Linked DNA regions of Homo sapiens: region 2 is linked to region 1. The links are chromatin loops, found by intact Hi-C in ENCODE. Cell type or tissue: gastrocnemius medialis. All regions are shown on one strand. Links, peaks and the distances in the headings refer to the core of each region. The heading gives the core; the rest is flanking DNA.

The links. A loop is a pair of places that touch in the nucleus more often than their neighbours do. Peaks named below come from ENCODE experiments on the same cell type or tissue, not always from the same donor. Only the 100,000 strongest peaks of a DNase experiment are listed, where the experiment ranks them.
Region 2: it touches region 1 in a loop (11-fold over the local background); 76 of 110 quality-filtered maps call a loop at or near these places.

Annotation. Positions count from the first base shown.
Region 1 is chr5:151,109,117-151,121,670 of GRCh38, forward strand. It overlaps ANXA6 (annexin A6), which reads right to left. Exons shown (of 26, transcript NM_001155.5): 18 at 10,184-10,274; 19 at 8,642-8,721; 20 at 8,011-8,064; 21 at 1,511-1,528; 22 at 637-730. Among named protein-coding and RNA genes, the nearest start is that of TNIP1, 34 kb to the left of the region's middle. In gastrocnemius medialis, for the core only: CTCF peaks have their summits at 6,375 and 6,583; a DNase peak (open chromatin) is centred at 6,375; H3K27ac peaks cover 5,521 bases.
Region 2 is chr5:150,996,180-151,008,733 of GRCh38, forward strand. It overlaps LOC105378228 (a long non-coding RNA gene), which reads right to left and starts at 10. Exons shown (of 3, transcript XR_007059002.1): 1 at 1-10. RefSeq lists a silencer at 495-661. In gastrocnemius medialis, for the core only: a CTCF peak has its summit at 6,230 (motif pointing right); DNase peaks (open chromatin) are centred at 3,732, 9,122 and 10,082; H3K27ac peaks cover 2,144 bases.

The sequences.
Region 1 (12,554 bases), core at 1,470-9,469:
CACATGGCTGTTAAGTGGGGGATTCAAATCAAGGCCGTCCAGTGCCCAAGTCCATTCTTTTAGCCACTATGTTAAAGCACCTTAAATACTGAGAAGTGCCAGACATTAAATGTAGACATTTAATGTAGTGCCAGACATTAAAATGTAAATGTCTCAGTGCAGGACACTTCATGATTACCGAGTGCCAGGGCCACTGCATACAGGTGTGCCCTGAGCATGCGGCAGCCTGTGGTTCAAAGATGTCTATGTGGGTCTTGTGCCACCACCACCTCTCGCTGCCTTGCTCCTGGCAGGCATCGCCAGTGAATCATGACGCGGGACCCCAGAATCCTTAACACAGCACTCTAGGCAGCTACTACCAATCAGAGTTGGCCTTTGAGGTGAAATCCAGTTGCTATACCTAATCCCGGGCATCCCACCTGCTTCCCTAAGGAGGAGAAAGAAGGTGAGGTATAAGTGGTAGAGCCAGGACTAGAACCCAGGGCTCCAGAGTCGCCGTCACCCATGACACGCTACTGCTGGGTTAAGGAGGAGGTGGGTGGGCAACGGGCTCCTCTTGCCACAGAGAGCTGAGAGGCTCTCATCAGATTCTGGGATCTTCCTGCTGAGCTGGGAAGGGAGGAGGTCAGGCCTCACCTCTCCGGAGGTGCGGATAGCTCCGGGTACACAGGATCGTCATGAAACGTGTCTCCAAGGAAGTTTTGTCTCCACTAGGTGTGTCTGCTATTTCCTGCAGAGCCCCAGTTGGAGCAAGGATTTGGGAGGGGAGACATGAGAAAGCCTTGGTTATTATTCACTTTCATGTCTTTGCCTGGGCTGAGGGCAGTCAGAAGCTGGGCTCACCCAGCCATCCAAGGGGGCCGAGACTGGTCCCCTCTTCCTTCCTCAAGCACAATGGCTTCTATACTCCCCTCTCCAGTTCACAAGGACCCTGTGAACTGACAAAGATGGCCTTAGCACTGGGTACTTCCATCCTAGCCTCAGGACCGTGGGGCTGGGGCTCCTAGGAGGACCCACATAGACTCTGAGCATAGCAACTGGGAGTTCCCCTTCCATCCCTCAACCTTTCTGCAAGCCCCTCTGGGAAGGGTGTATGGGGTCATATGCAGAGAAGATGGCCTGGCCAGTGTTTCCCCAAGCGGGGTCAAGGGCAAACACACCCGATCACACTGCACATTAGTGTTTCCATGATTGTCTTCTAGCTAGCTACTAGTTCTATTTATACTGATAGTAAATTCCCCTTAACTCATTTTGGGTTTAAGAGTGAGTCGATTTAAAGATCAGTATTAATAGCTGGTGGTTACACAGCACAAATCGTGCCAGAGATGATTAGCTGAAGTTTGGGAAACACTTGCCTGGCCTATCTTTTACCAAGCAGGGCCCGGAAGGGGAGAGAGAGAAGCCGCACAGCAAGCTCCCAAATCACTGCTCGATACTGCCCCGCTCGGCCCAGTAAAGGCGGACTTTACTCAGAGGCCGTTAAAACCCAAATGAAGAACAGGACACTCACCAAGATCTCAGCAGCCACCTGAGAGCAGGGAGGGGAGAGAGGAGGGAGAGAAGGGAGGCAAGAGTCAGAGGAGGTTGGGGAGGCTGGTGCTGGGGCCCTGGGGTGCAGGGTGAGGGGCCTGGCTGGGAGTGGGAGAGGTCCCAAGAGACCTGAGAGAACCCGGGATGCGAAAGGAAGGGGGGTAGGGACAAGATAAAAATACCTTCCTATGACCTTTTGGGCTGGAGCTCAGAATGCGGATAGGCCTGGCAATAACTAAAAACGTGTTCACTTGAAGGGTAAGAGAAAGACACAGAAATGGGGAACTCTGCCCTTCGCACCCCAAAACCCAGAGGAGATTCCAGGCCTGTTTCTTTGTCTGAAAGTGGAAATAATCCCTGCCACTTCCTTACAGAACCACTGAGATGTAAATGTGAGCAGTGCAAAGTTCTCTGCACCCTTTAGCATATTCAGAGTTCCAAGGCAAGAGACATGTAATTTTAGCCTTCATGTTACAGACAGGAAAGACTGGCCAGCTGAGGCCTTAAGGGGAGCTGACCTGCCTGGAGGCACACAGCAAACAGTGATGGGAAAGTCATTTTACAAGGGTTACTTTTAATCACTGCACTATGCAGAGCACAAAATTCTGTGGTTAGGACACTATTTTGTTAGGCAAATAGCTGTGACTTGGAGAGCCTGGGAACAAAATACCCAGGCTCATGTACCTAGGCTGCGTATTGCTTTCGCCGTTCCCCCAGAAACTCTGCTGACTTTATTCTATTGGATAGACTGAACTCTTTATAAACTTCACAATAGCCTATACTCTGGAAACCTTCCTCTTCTTTTCATTGCATAATTGGCAATGTCCGTTAAAAGTTAAAAGGCATATGCCATTTGATCAAGCAATTATATTGCTAGGAATTTGCCCTACAGGTATACTGGCAAAAGCCTTCCACGATAGAATACAAGACTGTTCACTGCAGCATTCTTTTTAATTTTTGGAGACAGGGTCTTGCTCTGTTGCCCAGGCTGGAGTACATTGGCACAATCTCGGCTCACTGCAACCTTGACCTCCTGGGCTCAAGCGATTCTCCTGCCTCAGCCTCCTGAGTAGCTGGGACTACAGGTGTGTGCCACCACATCCAGCTAATTTTTTTATTTTTTGTAGAGAAGGGGTCTCACTTTGTTGTCCAGTCTAGCCTCAAGCAATCCTCCTGCCTTGGCCTCCCAAAGAGTGCAGTGGTGCGATCTCAGCTCACTGCAACCTCCACCTCCCAGGTTCAAGCGATTCTCCTGCCTCAGCCTCCTGAGTAGCTGGGATTACATGTGCATGCCACCAGCCCAGTTAATTTTTTTTTTTTTGTATTTTTAGTAGAGATGGGGTATTGCCATGGTGGCCAGGCTGGTCTCGAACTCCTGACCTTAGGTAATCCACCCGCCTCAGCCTCCCAAAGTGCTGGGATTATAGGCACTGCACCTGGTCAGCATTTTTCATACTAGAGAAAAACTGTAAACCATCCTGAGATTGACTTGTTAAACAGGCTATGACTTATCCAATCAATGGAAACAATCCATGCAGTTTTTACAAAGGATAAGATTATCTACAATGCTGATAAGGAGAGTTTCCATTTAAATTAAGTAAAGAAGTAAAGTATAGCATATTTTTGTGTAATATAGTGTTTCTTTTATCTAGATTCAAAAAAAAATAGACACTCACTTTCTCATACTTCCTGGGAAGTACTTAAGAAACTGTCGAGACACCTTTGAGGAGAGGGACTATGAGGGAAAGCTTTCGCATTTTTTTTATTCTTCCTGAAAATTTCTTAAAGATGCAAAGATATTATTTCATTTTAAATTTAAATGTTAAATAAGAGTTATCAAGGCTACTAGGATTATGGGCTGCTTCTGGTTTTTAAAATATTTTTCTGTATTAAAAACAACCTATGCCAGGCACAGTAGCTCACACCTGTAATCCCAGGACATTGGGAAGCCAAGGTGGGAGGATCACTTGAGCCTATGAGTTTGAGACCAGCCGGGATAACGTGGAGAAACCCTACTCTACCAAAAAATTAGCTGAGCATGGTGGCGCACGCCGTTATTCCCAGCTACTTGGGGGGCTGAGGTGGGAGGATTGCTTGGGCCTAGAAGGTGGAGGTTGCAGTGAGCCAAGATTGTGCCACTGCACTCCAACCTGGGTCTCAACCCTATCTCAAACATCACAAAACAAAAACCTAGTTGAACCCTGAGGACATCATACTAGGTAAAGAAAGCCAGTCATAAAAGCATAAATACTGTATAATTTCACTTACATGAAGTCCCCAGTCAAATTCACAGACATAGAAAGAATGGTGGTTGCCAGGGGCTGGGGGAAGGGAGAATGGGGAGTGACTGTTGAGTGGGTCCAGAGTTTTGGTTTTGCATGACGAAAACAGTTTTGGAGGTGGCTGGTGGTGACAGCTGCCCAACAATGTGAATGTACTTAATGCCACTGAACTGTATACTTTAAAATGATTGGCCAGGCATGATGGCTCACGCCTGTAATCTCAGCACTTTGGGAGGCTGAGGCAGGTTGATCACCTGAGGTCAGGAGTTTGAGACCAGTCTGGCCAACATGGTGAAACCCTGTCTCTACTAAAAATACAAAAAATTAGCCGGGTGTGGTGGCAGGTGCCTGTAATCCCAGCTACTCAGGAGGGTGAGGCAGGAGAATCACTTGAATCCGGGAGGTGGAGGTTGTAGTGAGCCAAATTGCAACACTGCACTCCAGCCTGGGCAACAAGAGGAAAACTCCATCTCAAAATAAATAAATATATAAAATGATTAATATGGTAAAGTTGATATGTATTTTATCAAAAATTTGTAAAAACTTATGCTAAATAAAACGGTATCATTTTTAAAAAGAGAGAGAGAGGGACATGTTTAAAAAATTTAACAGAAAAGAATCCAAAGTCCCAATTGTTCTCACTTACGCGGGTCAGAGTACCCTAGACATACTCGGTTTTTCAAAGCATCTTTAAGATAATAATATCTGTAATGTAAAAAAAAAGTGGTGGGACACTAAATTAATATTCACCACAAAAGCTTGTTCTTATTAGCCTAGCTACTTCATGCAAAAATTAATCTGGACAGTTCCTCAAATGGTTAAACTTAGAGTTCTCATATGACCCAGCAATTCTATCTAAGAGAAATGAAAACATATGTGCACACAAAAACTTGTACACAAATGTTTAGAGCAGCATTAGTCATAATAGCCAAAAGGTGGAAATAACCCAAATGTCCATCAGCTGATGAATGGATAATAGACTATTATTTGGCAATGAAAAGGGAGTACCAACATGCTACAACACGGATGACCCGTGAAAACACTGTTAAGTGTTTAACATAGTGTTTAGGTTAGTGTTTTCTTAAGTGAAGAAGCCAGTCCAAAAGGCCACGTATTAATATCACTGTATTGACATGAGGTGTTTGGAAGAGGCACATCTGGAGAGACAGAAAGTAGATTAGTGGTTGCTTAGGGCTGGGGGGTTAGTAGGATATGAGGAGTCACAGCTAATGTGTATGGAGTTTCTTTTGGGGGTGAAAAAATGTTCTAAAATTGATTGTGGTGATGGTTGCATTAAGTCTGTGAAGATACTAAAAACCACCAAATTGTACACTTTAAATGGGTCAATAGTGGGGTAAATGAATTCTATTTCAAGAAAGCTGTTATATTTTTAAAAGCCTGGGCCAGGCATGGTGGCTCACGCCTGTAATCCTAGCACTTTGGGAGGCTGAGGCGGGCGGATCACTTGAGGTCAGGAGTTCATAACCAGCCTGGCCAACATGATGAAATCCTGTCTCTACTAAAAATACAAAAAAATTAGCTGGGCATGGTGTTGGGAGCTTGTAATCCCAGCTACTTGGGAGTCTGAGGCAGGAGAATTGCTTGAACCCAGGAGGCAGACGTTGCAGTGAGCCAAGATTGCGCCACCGCACTCCAGCCTGGGCAACAGAGCGAGACTCCGTCTTAAAAAAAAAAAAAAAAAAAAAAAAAAAAAAAAGTCTGAGTATTGATTATCTAAAAATGACCACAATCCTTCATTTCATGGTAGGTCTATAATAATTATTTATAATTTATTGCTCTAATTGGACAACAGAGTGAAAGGGGAAGCAATTAACAATCACTGTGGGGCCACAGTTGGAAATTGGACATATGTTCAACTGGTTAATAACAGTCCCAGACTTCTAAGAGCTTGAGGGTGTTCTAGACATCCAGAGTGAGAGACCGCCAGGGAGGCAGTGTAAAACAGGCAAATACAAACTGCCAAGTACTCATGTGCGTTATCTAAGGGGGAGCTTGACTCGGCCCTATCAAATGCCCTTAATTTTTATATACATTTTGCTCCCACATTTCCATTTCATCTCTGGAAATTCATTCTAATGAATAATTCATGAATGTGATAAAAGAGTTTGCTACTAGGAAGAAGGCTGGTTAAATAACATGGTAGATTCAGATATGGAACAGTATATAGCCATTAAATGATATCGTTGATTTAAAAATGCAACAATATTCACATAGTATTAATTTTTAACTGTCAGAAATAAAGAATCCACTTTTATATATACATAGAGAAGCAACTAGAATAATGTATGCCACAATACTGACAATGCTTATTACTATTAGGTTATGGAGTCTTTTTTGGCTTCTCCTTATTTTCTAGTTTCTATAAAAGAATGTACTGCTAGTTATAAGAAAATGAGCTTGGGTCTAGCATCCTAAATCTGGAGAAGCAGCCGAGTTGGGCAGGGATCTCGCTCAAGGGTCCCTTAGCTATTTCCACCCGGGTTCTCTCTCTCCACTTCTCTCCTTTTGCGAAGCAGCTGTCAGCAAGGCCCACCACTGCCCCCTGCTAGCGGCAATTGGAAGCACAGCCTCATTGGCAAACCAGGCACCAGGCAGAAGCATTCCCTGGAAGATCAATTCAGGGTTGGAGGATGGATTTGGGGTGAGAGCTGAGATTTTTAAAAAACTCTCAGCAGCACACGAGGCTGTTCACAGTAATACTTAATAAACGTCTGTTGAATGAGTGAATGAAATGTGGCCTCAGCAAGCCACCCTAGTGTCTGGCTGGGTTCTCAGCCTAACCCCCATCCATGTGCCCACAATGTAGCTGAAATGCCATACATTTAAATGTAACCCTGCAGCTTTTGACAACCATATTCCAAAGCAAGGGTTGGACAACTGGACAACAACAGCTATTTGATGTGGAAGCTGCAGGGGACCTTAACTCTACTGGGTCTTGGAAGATATTACTGTAAATGGAATTAAGCATAGACTCTGGCATCAGGCAAGCCTGAGTTCAAATAAAACCACCACCACTTAGAAATTCTTTCATTGAAGAGGTTAAGGAGCTTCATTTTCTTCTAGTAAAAAGGGAGAACATAAAAACGTATAGAATAATCTTGGCATCGTTCTCAATATATAGTATGCATTCTAAAAATTATAATTACAATTCTGTAACTGTCAGGTTCCAGCTAAAGATTTTTCTAGCTCAGATGCTGTTGTAGCAAACCACACTTCTGTTATGGGACCTGGGAACAGAAAAGTTGGTTCCCTGACTCTCAATCCATCAGTGCTCTTTTCAACTCACCAACTATAAAAGAAGGGGGCTGGATGTCTATAAAAGTCTGTGGTGTCTGTGCCCCACATCCCTGGACACAGCTTTTGGGGGCGGGAAAATGAGGCAGTCAGAAGAGATGGAGACATGGACCTGGGTCAGGCTACTGGGTGCTGGGATCAAGGTGCAGGTCAGTGGGGGACAATGCACTGGCCTCAGTAGGGACTGCCCAGCCATAGAACCCTCAGGGAAAATGAATTTGGGGTTGTCCAACCTCCAGAAGAAGCCATTTCCAGACCTCAAGCTCACTAGGCTAAGGAGCAGGGCTGAGGCAGAGCAGCCAAGAGACTCCTAGAGAACCCTTTTCCCTGCTATTCATTCAACAAATATTTATTGAGCACTGATCATGTGTTACTTTGGATATATCAGTGAACAAAATGAAGATTCCAGCCCTTGAGGAACTTACTTTCTAGGCTCGTCCCAGGACACTCCCTCCAATCTCGGTCCCATTTTACAGATAATAAACCGAGGCCTTTAGCACTCAGGCCCTCTTCTCAGCAAGTTCCCAGACCAGCTCTCTAGGGGTCAATTCTACTGGGGCCACTGATTTGCTGTGTGACTTTCAGAAGTCATTTGCCCTTTCTGGACCTCCATTTTCCCACTGTAACATGAGGGCTTTGACCTGGGTGATCTGCAGGTCCCTGCCAGCTCTGAGGGTCCTGCTATTCACCTAGGAAATGCCAGTAATACCAGCACCACACTTCTAAACCTCATTTCTACAGTCTAAGTATCAACCAATCAAACCAACCACGCCCCTGCCAGGAGCCTTCACTCACAGACAGGGCCCGGCGTAGACACGCATAAGCTGGACCTACATCTCAGGGACACCCGGCAGAGGTGACTGGGGTGGGCTGGGGGTCTTACCTGGGCATCTTCCCGTGCCTGGTCCAGGTTTTCTCCTCCCTCCTCACGATGCCCCTGCAGCAGGAGCAGCAAGAAAGTTCAGTCCCCAAACATCGACCCATCTCCATCTCTGTACCACCACACACCCTGCTCATTTTCACCTCTCTGAATGCTCTTCCTCATCAGCTACACAGGGACGAAAATCCTGCCTCTATAAGGTAGGCTGTTGTGGTCATTAACTGAGAATGTGTGCAAGACACTTAGCACCAATGCCTGACACACAGCAAGCTCTCGGTAACTGTCAATGAGGGTCTGCCATTTTGGTTATGGGAATTCAAGAGATGGTGACAGAAGCTCCCAGGTAACAACACAGGAGAGGGTCACCCATATGGCTTTGTCCTGTGAGCTGGGGGCCCAACAAGCCAGGACAAGGGCCACCAGGGAGGACTGTCTGGAGAAGGTGGTACCACGCCAACTTTGACAAGGGAACAACAGGGGTAGGCGGTGGAACTCTAAGGAGGCAAGTGGGGAGACACCCCCTCTCCATCAGGAGTGCACTTCTAACTCCCCTGTGCCCTCCACTCAGTAAACCTTCCCTTCCTCCCAGGCCTCCCGATGGGCAAGCCGACCTGGGGCCCATGAATTCACTCACCGTGGCCAGAGAAATGAGGATCCTCCTGAAGTGGCCAGATGTGTCTGAGCTCAGAGCATCCTCCAGGGACTTGTGATAGTCTGAGGCAGAGAAAGGGGGTGTGGGTAGCTGCTGGCCAAGAAGGATTTGGTTGCGGGGAGGGAGGTCCAGGAAACTCAGGCTTGAGCCAGGGCAGTATTGGCAGGGGGAGGTGGGGATGAAAGGGTTTGTAACTGGCTCATGGGGGCATCCAGCCATCCTCCTGCTGATTTTGTAAGACAATGGGCATTCCCATCAACCCATCATCTCCCCTCCATCCCCTCAGCTCTGTCCCAGTTGAGGTCCCATTGCATCTCGCCTTTAATATTTAACAGCCTCTTAAGTCACCTCCCTGTTGTCATTCTCTCTTCTACCTTCCCTCCTGCATGGCAGTTGCTAAACCCAAAAGCAGAGCTCTGACTATGTCACTCCTGTACTCAAAAATTCTGCCATTTTAAAGCTGCTTATAAGATAAAAAATGTAAACTTTTTTTTTTTTTTTCAAGACAGGGTCTCACTCTGTCACCCAGGCTGGAGTGCAGTTGGCATGATCAAGGCTCACTACAGCCTCGACCTCCCTGGGCTCAGGTGATCCTCCCACCTCAGTCTCCTGAGTAGCTGGGACTATAGGCACATGCCACCACACTTAGCTAATTTTTTTGTTTTTTGTTTTTTTTGAGATGGAGTCTCATTCTGTCTCCCAGGTTGGAGTGCAGTGGCGTGATATCGGCTCACTGCAACCTCTGCTTCCCAGGTTCAAGTGATCCTCCTGCCTCAGCCTCCTAAGTAGCTGGGGCTACAGGCGCATGCCACCACGCCTGGCTAATTTTTGCATTTTTAGTAGAGACGGGGTCTCACCATGTTAGCCAAGTTGGTCTTGAACTTCTGACCTCAAGGGATCCACCATCTCGGCCTCCCAAAGTGCTGGGATTACAGGGGTGAACCACCGCACCCAGCCAATTTTTATATTTTTTGTAGAGACGGGGTTTTGCCATGTCGCCCAGGCTGGTCTCGAAGTCCTGGGCTCAAGCAATCCGCCTGCCTGAGACTCCCAAAGTGCTGGGATTACAGGTGTGAGCCACTGCACCTAGCCGATTTAAACATTTTTGACTGGTACTCAAGATTCTTCAGAATGAAAATATGGGGCCACTCGCTTAAAAATGAAGAATTTCTGGACAGTGACAGCATAGCTTGCAACCAAGTGTGGGGCCCTTCTGGCTGTGGGGCCCTGTAGAACTGCATGGACTACACACCCCTAGAGTCGCCCTCCCTCTCTCCAGCAGGCCAGAATGTTCTCTGTTCCCACTTCCAGCCAAGCCCTTTTCTACCTCCAGGCCTTTGTCCTACCAGGACACCTGTCTTTTCCCCAGACACAGGGATGGGCACACCCAAGAGGCTTATCAAATCCTCAAGGACTGAGGGAAAGGAGACAGGCCAGAGTCCTGGGCAGAGCTGTGGGCTGGGGTTGGAAGTTGGGGGGCCTGGCTGTTCTCCCAGCATCTGGGCCCAGGCCTCCCAAACTCACCCTCCTTATAGGCCTCATTGATGGCCCGGATTTCAGCATTGGTCCGAGTGGCCAGGATTTCAATAAGAGCCTTTTCATCTGTGCCGGCTCCCTGGAATGTCAAGGCAAAGATGATCTCAGCCATAGTTCTGACCTCCTGTGCAGAGGTCCATGGGGCCCGGACGGCTAAAGCTCAGGCCAAGCATTCCTGGATTTTCTCCTCACCTCCAGACATGGCCCTCAGGCCCAAGACCTTGGCACAACCAAGGCTGACTATGCCAGCCTCTCAAGATCCCCAGAACCTCCCATGTGAACTGCTTTGCCTTCCAGCCCCCCAAACAGAAAAGGTATATAGGCGTGTGTGTATAACACCACATATACACATGAACATCTGAATAGAAATTTCTACTTGTAAGTATTGGAAGAGAACAGAAGGACACGCACATGCCTCACAGTGTTAACTAGCAGTTTGGTCTCTGTGTGAGTGAAGGATCACAGATGATTGCTATTTTCTTCTTTTTTACTCTATTTCTTCAAGTCTCCACAGTGAACATGTATTATTTTGTTAGAAGAAAAAAAGTTTTGTGCTTAAGATAAAATGCTAAATTTTTTTTCTTTTGAGACAGAGTCTTGCTCTGTCGCCCAGGCTGGAGTGCAGTGGCATGATTACGGCTCACTGCAACCTCCGCCTCCCAGACTCAGGTGATTCTCCTACTTCAGCCTCCCAAGTAGCTGGGGCCACAGAAGCATGCCACCATGCTTGGCTAATTTTTGTATTTTTTGTAGAGACAGGGCTTCACCATATTGTCCAGGCTGGTCTGGAACTCCTGGACTCAAGCCCAAAGTTTTAGGAATACAGACGTGAGCCATCATGGCTGGCTTACATTTGTTTACTCTTGGATTTGAGGAGTGATTTATGAACTGAGGCGTTACATGCCCTGGACTAAGGCAGGCTGGGGACCTGTCATGCAAAGATCTGCACACAGGGAAGCAGGGAAACTATCAGGGAGGAGAGGAGGCAGGCAAGATTGACTGATTGATTGACTGAATGAGTCAATGACTAATTCACTCATTCAGGTACTTGTTAAGACACCTATTATGTGCTAGCCACTGTGCAAGGTGCTGGGGCTACAACTACAAAAAAAAAAAAAAAAAAGTCCGGGCGTGGTGGCTCACACCTGTAATCCCAGCACTTTAGGAAGCTGAAGAGGGCAGATCACTTGAGGTCAGGAGTTCAAGACCACGCTGGCAAACATGGTGAAACCCCTTCTCTACTAGAAAGACAAAAAAATTAGCTGGTCGTGGTGGCGTGCGCCTGTAATCCCAGCTACTCAGGAGGCTGAGGCAGGAGAATCGCTTGAACCTGGGAGGTGGAGGTTGCAGTGAACCGAGATCACACCACTGCACTCCAGCCTGGGCGAAAGAGCGAGACTCCGTCTCAAAAAAAAAAAGAGAAAGGCAAGAGGCAAGACATGTTCTCTGTCCTCAAAGAGGTTACTGCCTAGTGCTCTAATGGTCCTGCCTTCTCAGATCCTAGGAGATTCATCCTGATTGAGATCTTCAATCATTTCTTTGTTAGAAGCAGGTGTGTGGTGAGGCAATCAAGAAAGTCCTGAGACTGGGTCTAGCCCTCGTCTCCCCCTAACTCACTGACTCTCTGAGCCTCTCTGTTTCCCACTTGGAAACTTTGAAAATGGAAAGGATTCAGTTGGGTTACCTCATCGATCTCTTCTATTTCTGAACCCTGTGTCTTTAGATCGTTTGCTTTTTGGCTTAGGTATTTTAAGAAACAATCATCTCAATCTGCTTAGCCTAGGCAATGTTTTTATAAAGTCCTCTAGCTCCCCATTGCTGCCCTCCTCTTAATGCGCAAGGGGCCAAAAGCACTACTGGTTTTATGCGGTTGTCAAGACAGGCTCTAGAGTCAGAAAGACTGGTCTGAACCTCAGCTTTGCTACTTCATAGCTCTATGACCATGACCAAGCAACTTAACCTCCAAGTCTCAGTTTCCTCATCTGTAAAATGGGGACAAAATAAGAGCCCTGCCTTGTGGCTTGAGGAGGCAACTAATTGAACTAATGTACCTAACCTGGGAGAGTTACCATATGCTCTTTATAAACAGTAGCCATTAGTACAATTGGTACCTTGGGAAGCAAAGCAGTTCTAGCAACTTCTGGGCCAGGACATAATGCTTTCTTGTTTAATGTAGGGTCAGGTCTTCGGAGTTAACAATGCCCTTCATACCTGTGACCTTGATTGACCTGTCCTAGTTTGAAGGGCAGAGGTGACCATTTCCATTTCCCAGATGAAGGCACAGAGGATTGGGAAGTGTAAGGAATGGCCCAGTCACACTGTGAGTGAGTGGCAGGTCTAGGCTGGAGTACAGACTCCA
Region 2 (12,554 bases), core at 2,133-10,132, 110 kb before region 1:
GTGAACCAAAATTTTGGGTAAAGCAATTTCCATGGCAGTTTGATTTTTTTTGTTTCTTTTTCTTTTTTTTTTTTTTCTTTGAGATGGAGTCTTGCTCTGTAGCCCAGGCTAGAGTGCAGTGGTGCAATCTCGGCTCACTGAAACCTCTGCTTCCCAGGTCCTGGTTCAAGCAATTCTCCTGCCTCAGCCTCCTAAGTAGCTGGGATTACAGGCACGTGCCACCATGTCCAGCTAATTTTTGTATTTTTAGTAGAGATGGGGTTTCACCTTGTTGGCCTTGTTCATGTCTTGAACTCCTGACCTCGTGATCTGCCCGCCTCGGCCTCCCAAAGTGCAGGGATTACAGGCGTGAGCCACCGTGCCCAGATGGCAGTTTGATTTTTTTTGTTTTTGTTTTTGAGACAGAGTCTCACTCTGTTGCCCAGGCTGGAGTGCAGTGGCGTGATCTCAGCTCCCACTGCAGTCTCCGCCTCCCGGGTCTAAGTGATTCTCCTGACTCAGCCTCCTGAGTAGCTGGGACTATAGGCACGCACCACCACGCCTGGCTAATTTTTTGTATTTTTAGTAGAGATGGAGTTTAGTAGAGATGGGGTTTCACCACGTTGGCCAGGATGGTCTTGATTTCCTGACCTAGTGATCCACCTGCCTCGGCCTCCCAAAGTGCTGGGATTACAGGCATGAGCCACTGCACCTGGCCCTAGCAGTTTGATTTTTAAAGGTGAAACCTCCCCAGACTCCAAAGAACACTAAGACCAAACAGTACCAAAGGAGAACATCACTCTTTCACCAGGCCCTCTGCTTAGAATAGCAGCACCAAAGCCTGGATATATGCAATGGCAATGCCATCCCAGTTTTCCATTCAACAGTAAACTCCGCATTCCAAACAATATTGGGGCCAAATAGCATTGCAACTGCGAGATAAAATTCTAAGGAGAGTTTAATACTAGACCTCAGAACCTCTGCCAAGGGCATCCTCTTTGGAGAGGTTGAGGTCCGGAGGATTCCCCTCTGGGGCTTCCCCTAGTGGGGCCCAATCTTAAGAGTGTCAGACGTCTCTGACCTTAGGTGGGCACCAGTCCTGCTTGCATGTTTTCCCTCTAAAGGGAATGGCCTACTATGAGCTTTCATTTTGTCCCTGGATGAAGGCCTTGACTTTTAGCATCCTTATAATTTGATAAGGCCACACTTTCCCATGTTTCCCATTCCATGAACTTAATAACTGGAGGCTGGATGTGTTTCTTTTGCTCTTAGCCAGTTGACTAGGGAAACGGAAGAATTACGCATAAGAAAAGGTTTAAGTTGCCTGAAACAGGCGAGTTTGCTCTGAGCTGTGCCACACATAGGGATCAGGGACCACACCCAGAAAAGATTTAAAAAAGAGTCCTTCTCCCTTCTGGGCAGGGCAATTATCCCCATTCACTCCATGGTCTTCAGGCAATATTGGGGATTGATCCCAGCCAATTTCCCTCAATTTCCAAAGAGCTACTAGGAAACAGCTGCTAAAAGACCAATAAAGAAGAAAAGGAAAAAAAAAAAGAAAAAGACCCAGGTCCCTTAGGCAAACCAGGTGGTGGCGGTTAGGCTTCTTCACATGAAAACCCCTTAGTATTCACCAGCCATGGCCAGAAACCTGCAGTTTACCTCCATGTTTACACGCTGCTCACCAAGGGTCCCGAGTGGGAAAGGAAAAGAGAGAGAGAGATTTCCCTGTATGTAAAAAGGGAAAGGAGAAAAATAAATCCCAAACTTTGGGCTTACCTTCTCCTGGCTGGCTCACCAAAATATGTTACCAGTGGAGGGTGTCCAGGTGCTTGGCATTTTGAACAAAGAATTGGACAAAATGCACAAACAAAGCAAGGAAAGAATGAAGTAACAAAAGCAGAGATTTATTGAGTACACTCCACAGTGGGAGCAGGCCCAAGCAGCCACTCAAGGGCCGGGATACAGGATCTTCTTGGGTCCAAATACCCGCTGGAGGTTTCCCATTGGCCACTTGGTGTTCACGCCATGTAAATAAAGTGGTGGCCCCCAATCAGTCTGATTGTTTGCAGACGGAAACCAATCAGAGGCTGAAGTGAAGTTACAAAGTTACACTCTTAGGCAAACGCCTGGTTGCCAAAAGCAACCAATCAGAGGTATTTTCTTTTTCTTTTTCTTTTTTTTTCTTTTTGAGACGGAGTCTTTCTCTGTCACCCAGGCTGGCGTGCAGTGGCCCGATCTCGGCTCACTGCAAGCTCCACGTCCCGGGTTCACGCCATTCTCCTGCCTCAGCCTCCCGAGTAGCTGGGAGTACAGGTGCCCGCCACCACGCCCGGCTATTTTTTTGTATTTTTAGTAGAGACAGGGTTTCACCATGTTGGCCAGGATGGTCTCGATCTCTTGACCTCGTGATCCACCCTCCTCAGCCTCCCAAAGTGCTGGGATTACAGGCGTGAGCCACTGCGCCTGGCCCAGAGGTACTTTCAATTAACCATCTGCCATGCAGAAAAGGTGGGAGTTTGCAAAGAGAGTAGCCTCTGGTCCTTTTGTTACTTAGGCATGGAAAGTTAGGGTTTTCCTTTCAATGTAGTTCTACGAAGTCAGCGTGAAATGGCCTTAGGTTTCCTATTCTCCTGCCTCACTGGTATCCAAGGGACTCTGCCATTAGGCTAGCTGTGGAGGGATGGAGAGAGAGCTGAGGCCTCAAATGCCAGTATTCCTTCCTTCCAGATTTGCGTGTAAGACCAGATAATCTTCCAGACCAAACAGTATCTGTTGATGAGTATTAGGCTCGAATGAGAAGGAGAGAGAAGTGGAGCACTGGATTGAAGAGAAAGCAAAAAACCTTCCTAGATCAACAAGGAAATAGCCTCTTCTAGAATCCAGATAGGGCCCTGGACTCCTGTGGGATAATGTAGTGGGTGAAAAAATTGGTAGTGAAGTCCTCGGATATGGGGATGCACTTGGAAGTCTTGGGAACAAGGAAGAGAGACATCCTGTGGTGGTGATTTTTAGATCCAACACCCAGGGGCTTGGGTGCCTTTGGGGGGATTAGTAGAAGAGATCGACACATTGAGGGAGGTTCAGGATAACTGTCTGAAAATGAGAGATTTTTATTGCTTATACTGATGTCCCAATAGGGTCTGTATGTGCTTCAAATAGGTAGAAAAGAATGAAGTCCGAGCCTGAAGATAACAATATCAGTCAGAATTTTAGGATTGTGAATACCTGTCCACAGAAATAGCTGGGCCCTGAGCCTCTGCTGATGATGTAGGAATGGAGGCAGTTAATAAGCTTTAAAGTCATAGGGTCTCAGGGCTAGGGTATGGTGAGGACACTTTGCCACCCCTAAGGTTCAAAGCCTCTTGGACTGGAGGAGGTTGTTAACAGATATTCTAGGCAGAAAAGCTGTGTCAGGTTGTGGTGTATGAAGAGGGAGAATTTGACACCAAATGGTCAGCTGGCCATCTGCTCACCTGTTCCCCTGTGCTCCCTACTCCCACAGGGTCTGCTTACAGAACAAGGCACAGCAAGGAGGCAAGACACAAGCAAGAAATGTGCTTGATGTTACCCACTGCAGTCCTTCTTCCACTCTGGAGGATTCTGAAGACTCAGAAGAGGGACAGGCAATGGATTCAGTCTAAACCCCAGGACCAGGACACTGCCTCAGCTTCGAAGCCTGGATGCAATGCTCCAGGGTATAACCACTGCCCAGAAGCACAGCTAGTACAAGCTGCAGCCTCAATCCAGGCAAGGAGCCAACTCCAACAGGTCAGGCTCCAAGGGATGAAGACTGAAAACATGAATGTGTTGTGCCACTAACTCTAGCGTTTGCTTTTCCTTGTGTTTTTGCATGCATTGTAGACCTTGGCATCAGCATTTGGCTAGCTTTAAGACAGAAACTGAGAAGCCTTTTGTGTTTTATGCGTCAACTTGACTGGGTCACAGCATGCCCAAATATTTGGTTAAACACGATTTCTAGGTGCATCTGTGAGGATTTTCTGGACGAGACTAATATTTGAATTTGAATCAGTGGACTAAGTAAGGCAGACTGCCCTCCCCAGTGTGGGTGGCCCTCATCCTTCTCTCTGCCTGACACTCTTCTAGCTGGAACATTTGTCTTCTCCTACCCTCGGACTCAGACTATGACTGGAATTGATATCATTGACTCTCCTAGTTCTTCAGACTCAGATTGCTCTCCCGGGACTTCTCAGCTTCCAAATCACATGAACCAATTCATTATAGGAAATTTTTTTATATATCCTATTAATTCTGTTTCTCTGGAGAACCCTGATTAATACAGATTTATTTTCCTACACTCCAGTAACTCTCCACTACTCCCTCCCTCAACCCCTGGTAACTATCCTACTTTCTGTCTCTATAAATTTGACTATTCTCAGTACCTCATATAAGAGGAATCATGCAGTATTTGTCCTTTTGTGACTGGCTTATTTCATTAGCATAATGTTTTCAAGGTTTATTCATGTTGTAGCATGTATCCAAATTTAATTCCTTTTTGAGGCTGAATGATACTCCATTGTATGTATATACCATATTTTGTTCATTCATCCATTGATAAACATGTTGTTCCCACATCTTGGCTATTAGGAATAATGTTGCTGTGAACATGAGTGTACAAATATCTGAGTCCTTGCCTTTTTTTTTTTTTTTTGGACACAGAGTCTCTCTCTGTTGCCCAGACTGGAGTAAAGTGGTGTGATTCTCGGCTCACGGCAACCTCTGCCTCCTGGGTTCAAGTGATTCTCGTGCCTCAGCCTCCCCAGTAGCTGGGATTACAGGCGTGTGCCACCATGCCTGGCTAATTTTTTGTATTTTTAATAGAGATGGGATTCGTCATGTTGCCTAGGCTGGTCTCAAACTCCTGAGCTCAGGCAATTTGCCCACCTCGGCCTCCTAAGGTGCTAGGATTACAGGCGTGAGCCACCATGCCTGGATCATTGCTTTTCATTATTTTGGGTATATACCTAGAAGTGGGATTGCTGGATCATATGGTCATTCTGATTTTTTGAGGAACCATCATACTGTTCTCCACAGTGTCTGATGACCTACAGTTTTGAGCTTAGCCTTTCTAAAATAGTGGGGAAAAAAATGAAAAGAAAACAACTAGAAGTGGAAGTAATTTGTCCTTCATTAAGCCAGATATACACATCCTGATTCAAGCTTGAAAACAATATCACCTCCTTCGCTGATATGTAAGTACCTTTTTATAATTTAAATTTTAAGTTATGATTAATTAGAAACTTAAAATGTATAGTCTGTATATGCACTGGATGTCCACAAAGTGACCCTTGGTTGCTAAATCTTTGAGAAAGGCTGAGTAGACACTGAACGAATGTATATCCAACTTACTTGTCAACTCCTCCAAGAACATTCCTTACCCCCTGACCCAAGACATGCTTTCTATGAGCTCCAACAGTGCCCCTAGTCTTCAACAGCTACCACATCTGTGCTCGTCACACTCTTGTCCTTCTCCTAGTCTCAACTGTGAGCCATGGATGGCAGAGGCCGGTTTTTACCCTTCAGGTCTCCAGTTAGGCCTGTGATGGTTCTAGGGTTTTGTTTAGGCTGCGAGTCTGATTGGGGCTAGGACAAAGGGTCAAATTCAGGATGAAAATCAGCCTGGCCAAGAGCAGTGGATACATAGCCCCCATCATCCCACTTCTCAGATGCTCCTAGAACTCCAGCCCGGGATCCTTTATCCTCTGTATACTCCACCTTCTCCCCATACAAGACCCTCTGCAGAGAGCAGGCACAAGGAGCAGATAAATGATGGTCGATGCTGCCTGTCAATTCAGATGGGCCTGGCATAACGGTTAACTAATGGGTTTCTTGTTTGATTGATAGGTTCTCTCAAAACTAAAGGAGTTAAATTTCTTTAATAGCAATACATGCTCATTGTTAAAAACTCATATCAACTGAATTTCCCTTGAACACTATTAACATTTAGTGTATTATCCTTTCACATTTGTATAGATATTTAGAAAAATGGAGTGTAGTATATACGTTTATATATTTTTGCTTAGCAGTACATCATAGACATCTATTTCATTATATTCAAATGGCTCAATAATATTCCCCTGTGTAGCTGTACCATAATCTAGCCAAACTCCTATGTGGGGGCCTGGTTTGTATTTGATTTTTCAGTAATATAAACAATGCTGAGATAAACCTCTATCAGCTAGATTATTTCTATTGACTGATTTTAATACATGATTGGAATTTTAACCACAAGGGGGAAGCAGGCAACCATGGGAAGACAGGCTAAGATTTAGGATAAAGAAAAAGAGGCTGGGTGCAGTGGCTCATGCCTGTAATCCCAGCGCTTTGGGAGGGTGAGGCAGGAGGACAGCTCAAGCCTAGGAGTTTGAGGTTACACAAAGCTATAATCACACTACTGCACTCCAGCCTGGGTGACAGAGCAAAACCCTCTCTCTCAAAAAAAAAAAAAAAAAAAAAAAACGATTTAGAAAGTTATCTCACATACATAAGCTTACCCCAACCTTGTGAGCAGGTAGTAGCATTAGTATTAGCCTCATTTTTTGGAGGCAAAGCTGATGATTTCATTATCAGGCGCTCTTCTGTATTTCCAAATAAATTGACAGCAGTACAACATTCTGCCTACATTCAGTTCAAGTCCAGGTGCTGTGCTGGGGACACTATGAGGCATGCAGAAATAAAGAAGACAATCCCTGCCCCTCAGGGGGTCATTATCAGGTGTGAGGACAGACACACCTAAATAACCAAGTGCCCACTGTAACAGACAGGAGAGCCCAGGAAGGTAGGAAATTCACTTCGATAGTGAGGCTGGGCACAGTTTTATGGAAGGGGTATGCTGACAATAAGAGGTAAGGTGTATTTAGCCTTTACTCTGTGCATGGCACTGTGCTAAGTGCTTTACCTGCATAATCTCATTAAAACTTCCCCACAGGCCAGGCACCGTGGTTTATGCCTGTAATCCCAGCACTTTGGGAGGCCAAAACAAGAGGATTGCTTAAGCCCAGGAGTTTGCAACCAGCCTGGGCAACATAGCAGGGCCCTGTCTCTTAAAAACAAACCAACCAACCAACAAACAAACCAACAAACAAATCCCCATAGACCTGGAAGGTATCCTACCCTTTTTTACAGAGAAGAAAACTGATGGTCAGAGAGGTTAAGAAACCAGCTACCGTGGCACAACACTGGAACGCGCGTCCTTAATGTGAATTCAGGAGGCCCTACAAGGGTTGGTAGACTTTCAACAGGCAGGGCTGGGAGAGAGACTTCTAAGAGAGGAAACACAGAAACGAAGCCTTAGAGGCAAGAAATACAGGCACGTCTGGGAATGGCAAGGGGATCAGCGTGCCTGGGGTGTGAAAAAGGAGGAATCTGAAGAGATCAAAACTAGAGAAAGAAAACTGAGTCAGAGTGGTGAAGACTGTGAGTAGCAAGGCAAGGAGATCCCGCTGTATTTTGTATTCAGGTGAAACCAACTGAAGATAATGACATCATGTGTGCTTTATGAGGATTAATTTGGTGCATTGCCTAAGAGAACAAGGAGACTAGTTAGGGGCTTGTTAAAATAGTCCTGGCCAAAGATAACTAGCGAAGGAATGAGAACCAGAAGACATTACAGAGATAAAATCCACAAGATCTTATTAGATGCTGGGGAAAGAGGAAAGAATTGTGATTAAGATTTTCATGTTTGGGCAACCAGGAGAATGTGAGTGTGTACACCAGGAGAGGGGCTGGACAGAAGGGAGAGGCGAGTTCACTTTTCTTTTATGAGCTGGAAGGACCACAGGGACCTTTGAGTGGAGATGTTTAGAGGAGAGTTAGAAACAGGAAGCTGGTGATTTAGACATAGTACCTGAGAATCAGAAGAAACCCAGGGCCGGGTGTGGTGTCTCACGCCTGTAATCCTAGCACTTTGGGAGGCCAAGATGGGAGGGCTGCTTGAGGCCAGGAGTTCAAGACCAGCCTGGTCAACATAGTAAGACCCTCTCTATATAGAATAAAATAAAATTTAAAAAAAGAAGAAGGCTGGGTGCAGTGGCTCACACCTGTAATCCCAGCACTTTAGGAGGCCGAGGCGGTGGATCACCTGAGGTCAGGAGTTCAAGACCAGCCTGATCAACGTGGTGAAACCCCGTCTCTACTAAAAATACAAAAATTAGCTGGGTGTAGTGGCAGGTGTCTGTAATCCCACCTACTCAGGAGGCTGAGGCAGGAGAATCACTTGAACCCAAGAGACAGTGAGCCAAGATTGCGCCATTGCATTCCAACCTGGGTGACAGAACGAGACTCTGTCTCAAAAAAATAAAAAATAAATAAAAAGAAGAAGAAATGACCAAGGGAGCTGGCCAGGGAAAAACCTACACTTAAGATTCAGCAAGGCATGTTAGACCCTGATAACCTGCAATTCCACAGCCAGGTTTCTATCCCAGAGAAACAAAATCACACGTGCACAAGAGAGCGTATGAAAGTTCACAGCAGCATTGTCTGTCTTGGTGAAAGCCTGGGTCAGGGAGGAGCAGGCAAATAAACCATTAAACATCCACATTGTGCAATAGTTACCAATTAAGTAGATCAAAGGTATTGACATGGACAGATCTTCAGAACATACAGTGGATGAGAAAAACAACATGTAGTGCAATAATAATGTATAAAACATTACTTATGAAAAAAGAAGAAAAGCCAAACAATCCTGTCACATATATATTTTAAATGATGTATGTGTAGGCATAGAGAAAATTCTGGAAAGCTAAATCCATGCTAATTGTGATAAAGGGGAGGAGTTGGGACAAACATGAAGAGCAGAAGGGGTTAAATGGGGTTTTAGCATAGTTGTCAGGTTTTAATTTTATAAGAAAAATGTAATCATCTGTTACTTATGTGAATAAAAATTCTCAAAATATTTTTAAAAAGAAAGATTCAATGGGAAGAGGAAGCAATGGAATAGACAGGAATACATTCCTAGACTCTAGGTAGGACACTGTTACTGGGAACACTGGGAGAAGTTTCTGGAATGCAAGGTGGAAAAAGGATCCACTGCACTCAGCAACGCTGCAGAGACAGCAGCCAGCAGGATGAGTCCTGTGAGCTCAGCTGGTTGTCAACACCTTTCACTTACAGCCACTAGCTCCTGTGTCCTTGAAAAGTCGCCATGTCCCACCACTGCCCTTGAATGAGATGGAGACTTTCTGTTCTTTTTTGAGTTGTAAACATCCAAAAGCATTTCATCAATTTCTTGTATTTAGACATTCCCTTCCTTTCCCAGAAATTCCACAGTGATATTCTCAGTGTTCTCTTTCCAGTCCTTCAAGCTGTGTATGAAATCTACTTCTTCCCAGTCCAGCTCCAGCAAATACCTGCCTCCTCTCTTGTTCTCCATTCAAAAAACTTCCAATTTGAGGTCATTTTTAAGAGCATTACTGTGGTGGTGGCGGTGGTGGAGTTTATAGAATTTCTCATGGGACCCACAGCATGGATGTGGCTAACACTGACTGAGCACACAAAGGTGCAGGCACTGTGCTAACTTCATAGGAAGTATCTCGGTTAATCCTTTCAGCAACCCCAGTAGGTCAGTACTATTATAACCTCCAAGGTCTTTCTTTCACAGCTGGGACTTAGTGTGGCTGAGCGACCTAAGGAGGTAAGTGGCAGTAAGCTTGTGGTGGGTGACTCTGTGTTTGTCTCACTATGTGAGTTTGTCCTAAGTGATCAATAGGGGTGGGGACTGGACTAGAAACAAGGTCTCAGGTATGCAGGGGTGTTCAGTTTACCAAATGCCTTTATGACCATTAATTCATTTGATGTCACCACAGTGCTTTAATGACATGGGTCATTAGGGAAAATAATGAGATGAGTCAAGCTTTGTAATTCCCTTAAAGTGGTCAAGTCTGGGTTAAGGGCTTTTAGGGCACATTAACTCACTATGTCGTCTTGAGCAACTCTGCAAGGGGTGGGAGCAGAGGGGGCCCCCTTTGGCCCAGCTCTCTACAAATCATCTAGTTCCTAGCAGCCACTCCTCCTGGTCTGCAAATTCTTGGCGAGGCACCCTCCTGCTCTCCAAACCCACCCATTCCAGGCGATCCCTTAAGTGGCAGAGGAGCCAGGTTCCTGGGGTTAATAAGCAGGCTGTTTATAGCCAGCAGCAGTCACGGGACAGCCAGCTGGAAGGTCATGCCCCTTCTGAATGTTGAGGTTTCTCATAAACATTTCCCCAGTGAGCCTTCTGGGAGATGAGGATGACTCTGGGCCCATTGCCCTTGCTGGGGCAGAGCGCCAAGGCCCCATACTCACTTTCTTCTCCTTTCTCCCGAATCTGGCTCTCTTCCTCTTTCCTCCTTCCTCTCCTACTCTGCTGTCATTCCTTCCCTTTCTTCAGTGGAAAGAGGACACGTTTCACAGTAGACACACAGGATAACTCAACCTTCTGAGCCTCAGTTTCCTCCTGCGTAAATGGGGTAATAATGGGACCTTCATCTCAGGATGTAAGGGAAAGTGCTTAGCACTGTGTTAGGCACGCACAGTGGACATTTAAAACATATTGGTCATGTCTTTCCCCCTCCACCCTATCCTTTTGCCCTAATCCTGGCCACTGCCCTGTTTTCTTTCTATTTTCCTGCTCCAGCCCTGCTCCCATTTCCACCCTGGGCACTTCCACCCCACTGATTGTGCTGCTGCTGCCTGGGAGGGTAGACGAAGAAGCCAGGCTTCATTCAGAGGAGGGCTGACCACCGCAGGGCCCGCCTGGCCTTGGCACTTCCCCATGAGACCGCACCCTAGGCCTCTCTGCTTTTAGTAAATAGCCCATGGGAACAGGGGGTGGAGGGAGGATGTAGAATGGGAGAGGCCAAGACATTTTAACCTTTGGCTTCTATTTGCCCTTAATCTGGCTCTTCCAATGGCTTAATGATCAGAGATCATTGTGTAAATTGCTGTGTGACTTTGGGCAAGTCCCCTTCACTCTCTGAGCTTCAGTGAAGTGTGGGAAGGAAGTGAAGAGCAGAAGTTGGGTAGAAGTGCAGGTCCTGGAACCAGACCATCTCCACCACTTGCTAGCTTGGAGTACATAACTCCTCTGTGCCTCAGTTTCCTCAACTATAAAATGCAATTTATAGTATACCTAATTTATAAAAGCACTTTTAAAAGTGCTTAGAATAGCGCCTAGCCCATAGTTGGTACTAAATTAATCTCAGCTATTATATGCAAATGGAGAGGTAGAACAGGGGTATGTGTGCATGAGAGGAGAGCTGGACCTTCTCTGAGGGTATTCTAAAGTCCTGAAAACCCACATTCCTCCTTTTTGGATAAGAAGAAGACAGAACCTTGAACACAAAGTACTTCTCCCAAGGAGACCATAGGAAACTTGTCAAAGACTTTTAAAGCCAGATGGACCCCTTAGAGGTCATCTGGTCTAACTTGTCATGCTACAGTAAGAACAGGGTGGACCAGAGAGATTCGGACTTATCTGGGACCACAGAGCTTTTGACGAGTTATAGAATTGCAGGTGGTGCATTGCAGGGAAGGGAGGCACTTTAAGAGGACAGTGGGATGGGCTGCCAGAGGGCTGGTGGGATGCTAGAGGTCAGATTCCCAGGCTCCATGACCTCCAGGATTCTTAGTTCAGGCACTTACCCCATAACTAAAGCACTGATGTCACCACCGGCATCTTTAATAATTATAACCATGTAATGAGGAGGGACTATATCCCAAGCACTGCACCAGACGCTTTCACATGCATTACTTACTCCATACAAAATCCCCTTGGCAAATGAGGAAACACGCCTTGCCCAAGCTGCAACAATTACAAAGGGGCAGAGCTGGGCTTTGAATCCCGGTCTCTCTGATGCCAAAACCAGGGTTCTCATGCAACACTCTTTTCATGTTTCCCAGAGCCTAGTTTGAGGCTTGAGCCTCAATAAATAAGGATCTTGTATTTGTCTCACTGGGCTGGCCAAGCAGATCTTGTATTTGTCTGACTGGGCTGGCCAAGCGATAACACTAATGAATCAGCCTGGGTCCCAGTCACCTTTCCAGCCCTTTCCACCCTGACCCACAAGCCATGATGAGAGACCAGACCCTGTGTAGGAAATCTTTCTTCCAGGGGCCCTGCCTCTGTGTTATCTGTCCCCACTGTCAATGGGAGAAGCAGTGGCTGCTTTCGGAACAGGCAGGGGAGGAGGGCTTAGAGCCTGGGGTGACGCTTCTGGCTGCTGGGCCTGACCTCCCCAGACTTTAGCCAGGGCCCTGACTTGAATGGGAGGAGCATGAACAAACAGAAAGTTGTAGGAGAAGCAAGAAACCAGGTAAGGTGAAAAAAACTTTTCCCCTCCAAAAATACGAAGTTTATAGTTGATGTGAATTTGTCAACTTAATATAGTGTAAGAAGCATAAGGTTTAATACGGTCTTCCTCGCCATGATGGCAGGAAGCACATCTGTTGTATTCACTACCACATGCTTAGTGCCCCACCCAAGGCCTGTCTAGAGTCAGTGCTCAATAAATAAACATGGAAAATGAATGAAAAAAAAAAATGGAGGGACATAAGGAAGAGCACTGAAACATCAGTCA